2 separate regions of the Homo sapiens genome follow, and region 1 is linked to region 2. Evidence: read pairs that join two places in POLR2A ChIA-PET (ENCODE). Cell type or tissue: A673. All regions are shown on one strand. Region 1 has its middle 22 kb from the start of LINC02983. Region 2 holds the start of SNORA80D (small nucleolar RNA, H/ACA box 80D).

Evidence for each region. ChIA-PET counts read pairs that join two places held together with the same protein. Peaks named below come from ENCODE experiments on the same cell type or tissue, not always from the same donor. Only the 100,000 strongest peaks of a DNase experiment are listed, where the experiment ranks them.
Region 1: POLR2A ChIA-PET joins it to region 2 with 5 read pairs; 1 of 35 experiments calls an interaction of 5 or more read pairs at or near these places.

Annotation. Positions count from the first base shown.
Region 1 is chr7:5,448,581-5,453,580 of GRCh38, reverse strand. No RefSeq gene overlaps it. Among named protein-coding and RNA genes, the nearest start is that of LINC02983, 22 kb to the right of the region's middle. RefSeq lists an enhancer at 1,245-1,950. In A673, a CTCF peak has its summit at 2,708 (motif pointing right); DNase peaks (open chromatin) are centred at 420 and 2,690.
Region 2 is chr7:6,016,129-6,021,128 of GRCh38, reverse strand. It overlaps AIMP2 (aminoacyl tRNA synthetase complex interacting multifunctional protein 2), which reads right to left. Exons shown (of 4, transcript NM_006303.4): 3 at 3,084-3,315. It overlaps SNORA80D (small nucleolar RNA, H/ACA box 80D), which reads right to left and starts at 4,252; the gene lies at 4,118-4,252. In A673, no CTCF peak of the experiment used is centred here; no DNase peak of the experiment used is centred here; H3K27ac peaks cover 1,993 bases.

The sequences.
Region 1 (5,000 bases), 570 kb after region 2:
TCCTTTGGGAGGAGACACAGAACAGTCCATGAGATGCTTGGAACAGTGCCTAGAAGGGAGCCGCCGAAAGTCGTAGCTGTCCCTGTCCCATGGGAGAGGTGGATCCTCCCAGGGGAGGAGGGCCGGCCCGAGGTGCTCTGCTCACCCTTTGACTTCGTGTTTGGGACACTCGGAGGCTGGCGTGCGGCCGAATAAGTGGATCTATAGATTAACAAAACTAATCCTAATGAGATGGGTGTATGGCTTAAGAAGATTCTTGCTAAAAAAAAAAAAAACAAAACCTTCCCCCCACGCAAACCCACAAAATCCATCTCAGATTAGAGAGGAATGGTGCAAGCCTCTTGCTCCTTGGAACCCGAGGAGACAGTGGGGGTGACAGTGACGTCATCACATGCTGGCCTGTTGCTATTGGCTGGATGGCCAAGAAGTACCACCCAGTGACCCCCAGCAGGAAGAGGCCCAAATCCATGACATCATCCAGAAGATCCTTTCAAAAAGGGATTTGTCCCCAGTGCCCTTCACAGTCACTGCTGGGAGGAAGAGAGGGGTTTAGAGATGTTTCTTGGCTGGGCACGGTGGTTCACACCTGTAATCCCAGCACTTAGGGAGCCCAAGGCTGGAGGATCACTGGAGCCCAGGAGTTGAAGACCAGCCTGGGCAACACAGCAAGACTCTGTCTCTATATAAAAGAAAATTTTAAAAATAAAGAGAGAGAGAGATGGAGAGACAGAGACAGACAAATAGGCAGAGACAGAGAGAGAGGCAGATGGAGACAGAGATAGCAAGGCAGAGACAGAGATCGAGACAGACTGAGACAGAGATAGAGAGACAAACAAGACAGAGACAGATGGAACTGACAGATTAACCGGAGCGGGGAGAGGAGGCGGGAGGGCCGGGAAGCTGAGCCTGGCGGGCAGGACCTGGAGGCTGACCAGGCCTGGGGCCTCCCCGGGCTGATGCGTGGCCACTATTTCCAAGGCGTGGCCAGACTGGCCCAAGCTCCCCTGATGTTCCGGCCTCTCTGGGCAGAGCGGGGCGGGGCAGGGCACTCAGTGTGCCCTCTGTGTGGGGACAGGGTGGGTCTGCACCTTGGAGGGGAGGAGAGGGGGGCAGGTTCCAGCCCTCTTTCCCCCATGGGGTCAGCTGAGGTTTGGGGATTTCAGGGACATTCCAGGTGCGGGTGCAGCAGCTGCCACCAGACTGCGGGGTGTGGGGCCAGGGACAGGCATAGACCAGGCCCCCAGGAGCGGCTGGGCTCTGAGCCGTCCCTAGGGTGTGGTGGGCATCAGGGGCAGGGCTGGCCACCCCCTCGGCCCCTGCAGTGTGGCCAGGCATTGCCAAGCCATGGGGTCAAGTGTGCCCACCCGCTCCAGTGCAGATGGGGAGACTGAGGCCCCGAGAGGTGGTGGCCAGCCCAGGACCACAGGCCACCCTGGGGCAGGCAGGAGGACCAAGGCTCTGTCTCTTGAGCTCGGCCTCTCCACACAGCCTCCCTCCAGGTGGTTCAACGTCCATGACCAGCCCCCGTCACTCGAGGAGCCACTTGGGGGTCTCCAGGGAGGTCCCTTAAGCCCTCTCCTGTGCACTGCGTCCCTGGCTGTGCCACGCTGGGTACGTGGGCTCAGGTTGTGCCCCAGGACTGCCTCTGGGCAAAGTGGTGGCCCAGCTGCTCCCTGCAGACCCTGGGAGGAGGGGAGAGTGGGGATGGGGAGGACCCTCCTGGGGTGGGACTGGGGCCTGGAGTGGGAGGGTCAAGAGGATCAGGGCAGCAGACACCTCCTAGGTCGGCCCTGGGCTCAGCCCTGGACACGTGGGGATCCTGAAATCATGGCAGCACCACGGAGGAGGCCTGGCTGGGATGGGACAGTCCCCAGGCCATGACAGTGTGAGGAACACAGAGCAGGGTTTGGGGAGGTCACAGCCGGCGGAATGTTCTGGAAGGCTTGGCTGAATCACTGTTAGCAAGACTGAGGAAGCTGGAAAAAGCATTCTGGGGAGGGAGCCGCAGGTGCAGAGCCCCCGGGTGGGAACCGCAGGGCCGTTTATGGGGCTGGCAGTGCAGCTTGGTGGGACCTGCGCCTCTCCCTGAGGCACAGCGCGGGCAGGACAGGTGTCTGTGTGTCTGCGAAAGCCTGCTGAGTCTGTGGGGGCCACAGAGAAGCTGGGGATGGGGCTGAGCTGTGACAGCGCCAAGGTGACAGGTGACTGTCCGGGTGACGGGAGATAGGCTCCGTTCAGGGCATGGTGAAGGACTTGGGGTGAAGTGGACACAGGCCAGGGGGACTGAGCAGAGGGACCCAGAGGAGCTGGAGGGGGGTGGCGGGAGGTGGGGCCCCTCTGAGCTGAGGCCTGGGGCCCCACACAGTGGGGGTGGAGTCGTTGTGTCTGAGATGGGAACCTTGAAGGCCTGCGGGGAGGTGATGTCTCAGCTGGAGTCACTGACTGGGGGCTGGGTGAGAACTCCAAGCTCTCGGAGCCGTTGGACAGGAGAAGGGGAGAGAGTAGGAGGGGACCTAAGCCGGGCACAGGAGTTTCCTGGGGCTGAGAGTTTCCCATGAGGAAAGAAGATGGTGGGTCAGGCGGGTGTGCTCCGCCCCCAGTGCCTCCACACCCCCCACCCTCCAGCCTGGGTGAACCCACCCATCCCAGCCTTGCTGGGGGCTGAGAGGCCCAGCCTGGGTTGCTATGGTGATGGGATGCGTGGCCAGCAGGTGTCACCAGAGCCTGCAGAATCTGGAAGGAGCAGGCGCGGACTGGTGGGGGGCGCCTGTGGGACCCTCTCCTGGGGCCCCCTCCAGCCAGACCAGGCCCAGAGAGGTGCCCTCAGAGCCACCTAGGCCAGGAGCCGGAGACACAGCCCCGCCATTGGGGACACAGCCCAGGACAGCAAGGAGCTCTGGTTGGGATCACGGGAGGGGGATGTTGGCTCAGGGGGAACCCTGTGAGGAGTTTCCAGTCGGCAGGCCTGTGAGAAGCCGGTTCTACCACCGTGGGATCCTGGGCCTCATTTTCCCCGTCTGTAAAATTGTGCCCAGGCCTTGCCCAGAGCAGGGAACCAGTAAGACTTAGAAGTGGCCAGGTGCAGTGGCTCATGCCTATAAACCCAACCTTTTATTTTGTTTTATTTTTTTGAGACGGAGGCTCGCTCTGTCGCCCAGGCTAGAGTACAGTGGCACGATCTTGGCTCACTGCAACCTCCGCCTCCCAGGTTCAAGCAATTCTCCTACCTCAGCCTCCCGAGTAGCTGGGATTACAGGCGCACACCACCATGCCTGGCTATTTTTTGTATTTTTAGTAGAGACAGGGTTTCACCATGTTGGCCAGGCTGGCCCCAAACTCCTGACCTCAAGTGATCTGCCTGCCTTGGCCTCCCAAAGTGCTGGGATTACAGGCGTGAGCCACCGTGCCTCGCCTAAACCCAGCTTTTTGGGAGGCCAAGGTGGGAAGACTGCTTGAGGCCAGGAGTTCAGGACTAGCCTGTGCAACATAGCCAGACTCTATCTCTAGAAAAAATTTAAAAATTAGCTGGGGATGGTGGTGCACATCTGCAGTCCCAGATACCTGGGAGGCTGAGGCAGAAGGTTGCTTCAGGCCAGGAGTTCAAGACCAGCCTGGGCAACATAGCCAGACTCTGTCTCTAGAAAAAATTTAAAAATTAGCCAGGTGTGGTGACGCACGCTTTCGATCCCAGCTACTTGCGAGGCTGAGGCAGGAGGATTGCCTGAATCTAGGAGTTTGAGGCTGCAGTGAGCTGTGATCGCGCCACTGCACTCCAGCCTGGGTGACAGAGCAAGACCCTCTCTCTAAAAAAAAAAAAAAAAAAAAAAGGAACTTCAAAGTATCTCTGGATCAGAAGCCACTTTGACCCAGGAAGCAAGGCACACGCACATGCACACGCCTTTGCACACACGTGTCCGCGGCGTATACAGAGGCACAAGTCTGAATTTCACTGCATTTCACTTCTTGGTTTGAATCTCCTGACAGGGCCTCTGAGGTCAGAGCCCCAGGCCTAGAACACGAATTCCACTGTCTAGAACCATCTACTGAGGCCCCAGGGAGGAAGCTTGGGCCAGGCAGGTCCTGGCTTTTAAAAAATTTGTATATATATACATATATACACACGTATATATATACACGTATATATATACACGTATATATATACACACGTATATATATACACGTATATATATACACACGTATATATATACACGTATATATATACACACGTATATATATACACGTATATATATACACACGTATATATATACACGTATATATATACACACGTATATATATACACGTATATATATACACACGTATATATATACACGTATATATATACACACGTATATATATATACGTGTGTATATATATGTACTTTTTTTTTTTTTTTGGCAGAGACAGAGGTCTCACCATGTTGGTCTTGAACTCCTGGCTTCAAGCGATCCTCCTGCCTCTGTCTCTCTAAGTGCTGGGATCACAGGTGTGAGCCACCGTGCCCAGTCCTGGCTTTACTGCTCCTGCTACGCACCCCTCTCTGAGCCTCAGAGGGGTCCCTGGCCTTGACATCTCCCCCCGGCTGGGCCATAGGACAAGGCCTGGTGACTGATGAATGAGGAAACTAGGTGGGGCCTCTGGAGAATGATGGAGGGCACGGTGGCTGGCGAGCAATTCCACCCTGGAATTAGGTGAATCTGCGGGCTCCCTCTAGCCCAGTCTCCCTCCCCTCCCCAGCCTTCCCCTCCTCTCCTCCCAGGAATGCTGCCAATGCTAGGGATATGCCGAGGCCTGCTCTTCTCCTAAATGAAGTCTCCGCTGCCGGCATTAGCTTACTTTCTGCAGAAAGCAAATTAAAGGGGCTGCTGAGGAAGGTATTTGGATCCTTGGGGCCGCTCCCAGAGTCCTTGCACCTGTCCAGGGGTGGATCTGGCCTGGGGGGCCACCATGGTTCCAGGGCCCCAGTCCCAGGCCCCTTCCTGGAATTCCCCTTCCCAACCCCT
Region 2 (5,000 bases):
CGACTTTGACGCCCTTGGTGTTAACTCGTGGGGCTCTGAGTGCCTGCAGCATTGAAGAACTTTAAAAAGGTGTACCTTACTGGCAAGGTACATCCTGACTTCAAGGACAAGGCATCAATGGAATTAATCCAGAAAAAGCGTTCTTGTCCAGACGTTGTACAACCAAAAGATCAGCAGCTGTGTTTATCTTTTCCCGTTAAGTCTCAGGTGTTAGCAGTTTTATAGGTAAGAGCTCGCCTGATCATAAACACAGCTGCACCTGCACAAAACAGGACAGTTAGCTTAGCCCTGCGTGCCTTCAATCCTGGGGCTCACTTCCCTTCTTTACTTAATAGATGTCCTTTGTGGTTCCCTCCCATGCCCCCAGATTAGGGCAGTTTTGTCTGCATTAAAAACCTGTTGACACAGGTATCCCATCTCCTCCATGATTTTCTTTATGGCATCTGGGAACTTGTCTGCTGCCTCTTGGTTGGCGGAAGCTGCTTCTCCTGTTATCTTGACATTTTTAAAAGCCAAACCTCTTCCTAAAATTATCAAACCATCATTTGCTGGCATTAAACTCTCCAGCTTTAGATCTTTCACCATCCTTTGGCTTCAAGTTGTCATATAATGACTTTGCTTTTTCTAAAATCTTATGAGAGTCTATAGGTATGCCTAACAGTAATCCTGCACCCCACATAAAAGCTGCATTTTCTTTTCTTTTTTTTTGAGACGGAGTCTGGCTCTGTAGCCCAGGCTGGAGTATAGTGGTGTGATCTCGGCTCACGGCAACCTCCACTTCCTGGGTTCAAGCGATTCTCCTGTCTCAGTCTCCTGAGTAGCTGGGATTACAGGTGAAGGTCACCATGCTGAGCTCATTTTTGTGCCTTTAATAGAGATGGGGTTTCGCCATATTGGTCAGGCTGGTCTTGAACTCCTGATCTCAGGTGATCCACCCACCTCAGCCTCCCAAAGTGCTGGGATTACAGGCATGAACCACCACAACCGGCCAAAATCTACATTTTCAATGTGAGATGAATAGGTATTCTGCAAAAAGTGCAAGGTTTTTGCACCTCCTGGTGCAGCTATAGTGACGCCTTCATGAATTTCCCTTTTTTTTTTTTTTTTTGAGATGGAGTCTCGCTCTGTCGCCAGGCTGGAATGCAGTGGTGCGACTTCAGCTGACTGCAACCTCCACCTCCCAGGTTGAAGCGATTTTCCTGCCTCAGGCTTCCAAGTAGCTGGGACTACAGGCACGCACCACCACGCCCAGCTAATTTTTGTATTTTTAGTAGAGATGGGGTTTCACCATGTTGGCCAGGATAATCTTGATCTCTTAACCTCGTGATCTGCCCTCCTCGTTCTCCCAAAGTTCTGGGATTACAGGCGTGAGCCACTGTGCCCGACCAAATTTCCCTTTTTTTAAACAATGGTTCTTACACTGAATTCATTTATCTTGAAGTGGCAGCTGCAGACTTCTGGTACATATCAAGCAATTCACCTTTCTCATGTAATCTCATGACTTTTCTCTGCTTCTTGGGAACATTTTCAGTATCACAAGAGACACTTTGTAAGTGTCCCACAGTGTTAGTCAAGGTTTATGGCAATGCACGATGGAAAAATAGCCAAGAACCTCAAGAGATCTCTTTTTTTTTTTTTTTTTTTGAGACGGAGTCTTGCTGTGTCGCCCAGGCTGGAGTGCGCTGGCGTGATCTCGGCTCACTGCATCCTCTGCCTCCCGGGTTCACACCATTCTCCTGCCTCAGCCTCCCAAGTAGCTGGGACTACAGGCGCCTGCCACCATGCCTGGCTAATTTTTTTTTTTGTATTTTTTAGTAGAGATGGGGTTTCACCGTGTTAGCCAGGATGGTCTCGATATCCTGACCTCGTGATCTGCCCGCCTCGGCCTCCCAAGAGGTCACTTTTGACTGCAACATGCAATTTCCTGGAGAGATGAATTAGCTGCTCACACCGAGATGATTAGCGTCACAGGGTGTCTGAAGCAGATTGAAGCAGACACTCCCCACGCTGGAGGCGGCTGTGAAATTATTCCAGCAGTACAGTCTGTTTGTTCCACAATTAATGTTACGCAGTTGGGATTTCATGCTCATCTTCACGTTTGTTTACATTTCTCTCAACTGCAAGTGGTGCCATGTATTGTGTGTGTGTGTGTGTGTGTGTAAGGTTTGATACATTTTAACTTTTTAAAATAGATTTGTGTATATTTTGTGTATGTAAATAATAGACTAGTATGTAAATATTTTATGCCTCATATCTTTTTCTTGTTTTGATATTTTTCTTTTTTCTTTCTTTTTTGAGATGGAGTCTCGTTCTGTCGCCCAGGCTGGAATACAATGGCGTGATCTTGGCTCACTGCAACCTCCACCTCCTGGGTTCAAGTGATTCTCCTGCCTCCGCCTCCCGAGTAGCTGGGATTACAGGCGCCTGCTACCACACCCGGCTAAGTTTTGTATTTTTAGTAGAGATGGGGTTTCACCATGTTGGTCAGGCTGGTCTTGAACTCCTGACTTTGTGATCTGCCTGCCTTGGCCTCACAAAGTGCTGGGATTACAGGCGTGAGCCCCTGCGCGTGGCCTTGTTTTGATATTTCTAGGCTATGCGGTTTGTCTGCCAGTTTTTTCAGATTGCTGCAAATCTCCAAAAAATTTTCCAAGATAGTTATTGAAAAAAATCCACATGAGGCCCGGGCCTGGTGGCTCACGCCTGTAATCCCAGCACTTTGGGAGGCTGAGGCAGGTGGATCATGAGGTCAGGAGTTTGAGACCAGCCTGACCAATATAGTGAAACCCCGTCTCTACTAAAAATATAAAAAAAATTAGCTGGGCCTGGTGGTGCGCGCCTGTAATCCCAGCTACTCAGGAGAATGAGGCAGGAGAATCGCTTGAACCCAGGAGGTGGAGGTTGCAGTGGGCCAAGATTGTGCCACTGCACTCCAGCCTGGGTGACAGAGCGAGACTCTGTCTCAAAAAAAAAAAAAAAAAAGAAAAAGAAAAAAATCCACATGTAAATGGACTCATGCAGGTGAAACTCATGGTGTTCAAGGGGCAGCTGTGTGTAAGTTGAACTCAGTCCCGTCTACTTACCATTCTTCCAAATTAAAGTGAATCCCAGCTGATAGTCTTGGCGGGGCTGTTTTTTATTCTGTTCTCCAAAGCACTTGAGAAGGTTTTCAGGCACGCTCTTGACCGAGGAGTGCGTGTGCACCGTGGACAGGACCCTGAAGTGCTCACAGAGCAGCCTGTGCAGCACAAGCAGGGAGAGGGGAGGGGAGGCCGGGTTTGCGTTGATCACGATGTCTTTCAGCGCCCCGTAATCCTGGGGAAAGACCAAGACAATGTACGAATAACAGTCATCGGAGAGTGCCACTGTGCCGGGCGCGAGTCTAAGAACCTAACCAGGGTTATCTAACCGACTCCGCCACTTCCATGAAGACGGCACTAGCGTCATCTCCACGTTGCAGCCAGTAACTTATCCAAGGTCACTCGCTCAGGACGGAGTGGAGCTGGGATATGAGCGGACTCCACCCCCTTACCCCCAACAAATAAAAAGTTGACTCTACTGTCAAATAAAACAACATATGAGGAATGACACTTTTTTTTTTTTTTTGAGACAGAGTCTCACTCTGTCACACAGGCTGGAGTACAGTGGATGATCTCTGCTCACTGCAACCTCTGCCTCCACAGGTTCAAGCGATTCTCCTGCCTCAGCTTCCTAAGTGGCTGGGACTACAGGTGCCTGTCACCATGCCCAGCTAATTTTTTTTTTTTTAATTTTTAGTAGAGATGGGGTTTTGCCATGTTGCCCAGGCTGTTCTCGAACTCCTGACCTCAAATGACCTGTCCGTCTTGGCCTCCCAAAATGCTGGGATTACAGATGGGAGCCATGGTGCCTGGCCTAGGAATGACACTTTTATTTGTCCCTTTTAACCTGCAGTTATTCCAGCTACTCAATCTTTCCAACAGCTGACCACGGCCAATTTGTGTTCATTAAGATGTTTCCATGAAGAACCCCTTAAGAAGGGGTGTTGGCCCAAGATATCATTGATGATGAGGGATGGGGAGATGCTAAAATACTAGGCGTTAACTGAAGTGCTCAGACTGACAGCCTTGTTTATTCCCACTGTGTAACCCTCTTCAGTGCCAGTGGCCCACGGGTACAGAAGCCAGGCAATGGTTCGGGGCCACAGTTTGCTCTGGCATGGGGCACTATGAGAGGTCCAGGGGGATGGGCCTGTCATAATCCAAACCCATGCATGACAGCCTTTTTAGATAAAGACTTTCTTATTCTACGCTTTCACTCGTAATAATGAATGCACTGATGTGAACACTCACGGCCAAACTCCTTGGCTTTCTGTACCCCGCCTGCCACTCCTGACCAATATCCCACACGTCGGCCTAGGCAGAATGCCTTGCAGTTCCCTGAACATATTGTATTACTTGACGCTGGGTCTTCTGAGGTATCAAAATTCATCTTGAGCACCACATGCTCTGAGATACCTCCCCAGCACCCTGAGAAATGACTCAGGGTCTTTTCTCAGTCATTTCAGCCGCGCATGCTCGAAAACTCATCTGCTAGGCTCCGGCTCCCTGAGGGCCTGGTTGCACCTCATCTGAGTCCTCAGTGCATGCCAACAAGTACTGAATGAATGAGGGAGCAGAGGAAGGAATACATGAATGCAGAGGTACTGAGGTTACCAAATATCCCAGCCCTGGGTGAGACACCACAATGCTTGCATTTTTTAGGGCTTTAAGTAGTGCTATTCTATCACCCATTCTAGAGGAGGCTATTGATAGGGATTCTTGGGACAAACCCTTTTGCATCCTCAAATAAATATCACATTGTGGTTAACAAACGAGGTGGTCTTTCTTTGCATATCAGATTCTCCCCTAAATTAGCTGAAGCCTGTAAACTTCAATCATGAGAGCTGGCTGATGCAACTTACTTGTAATACAGCAAACTGAGTTCAAGCAAAACGCATTTGAAATATGAGACTGACTGGC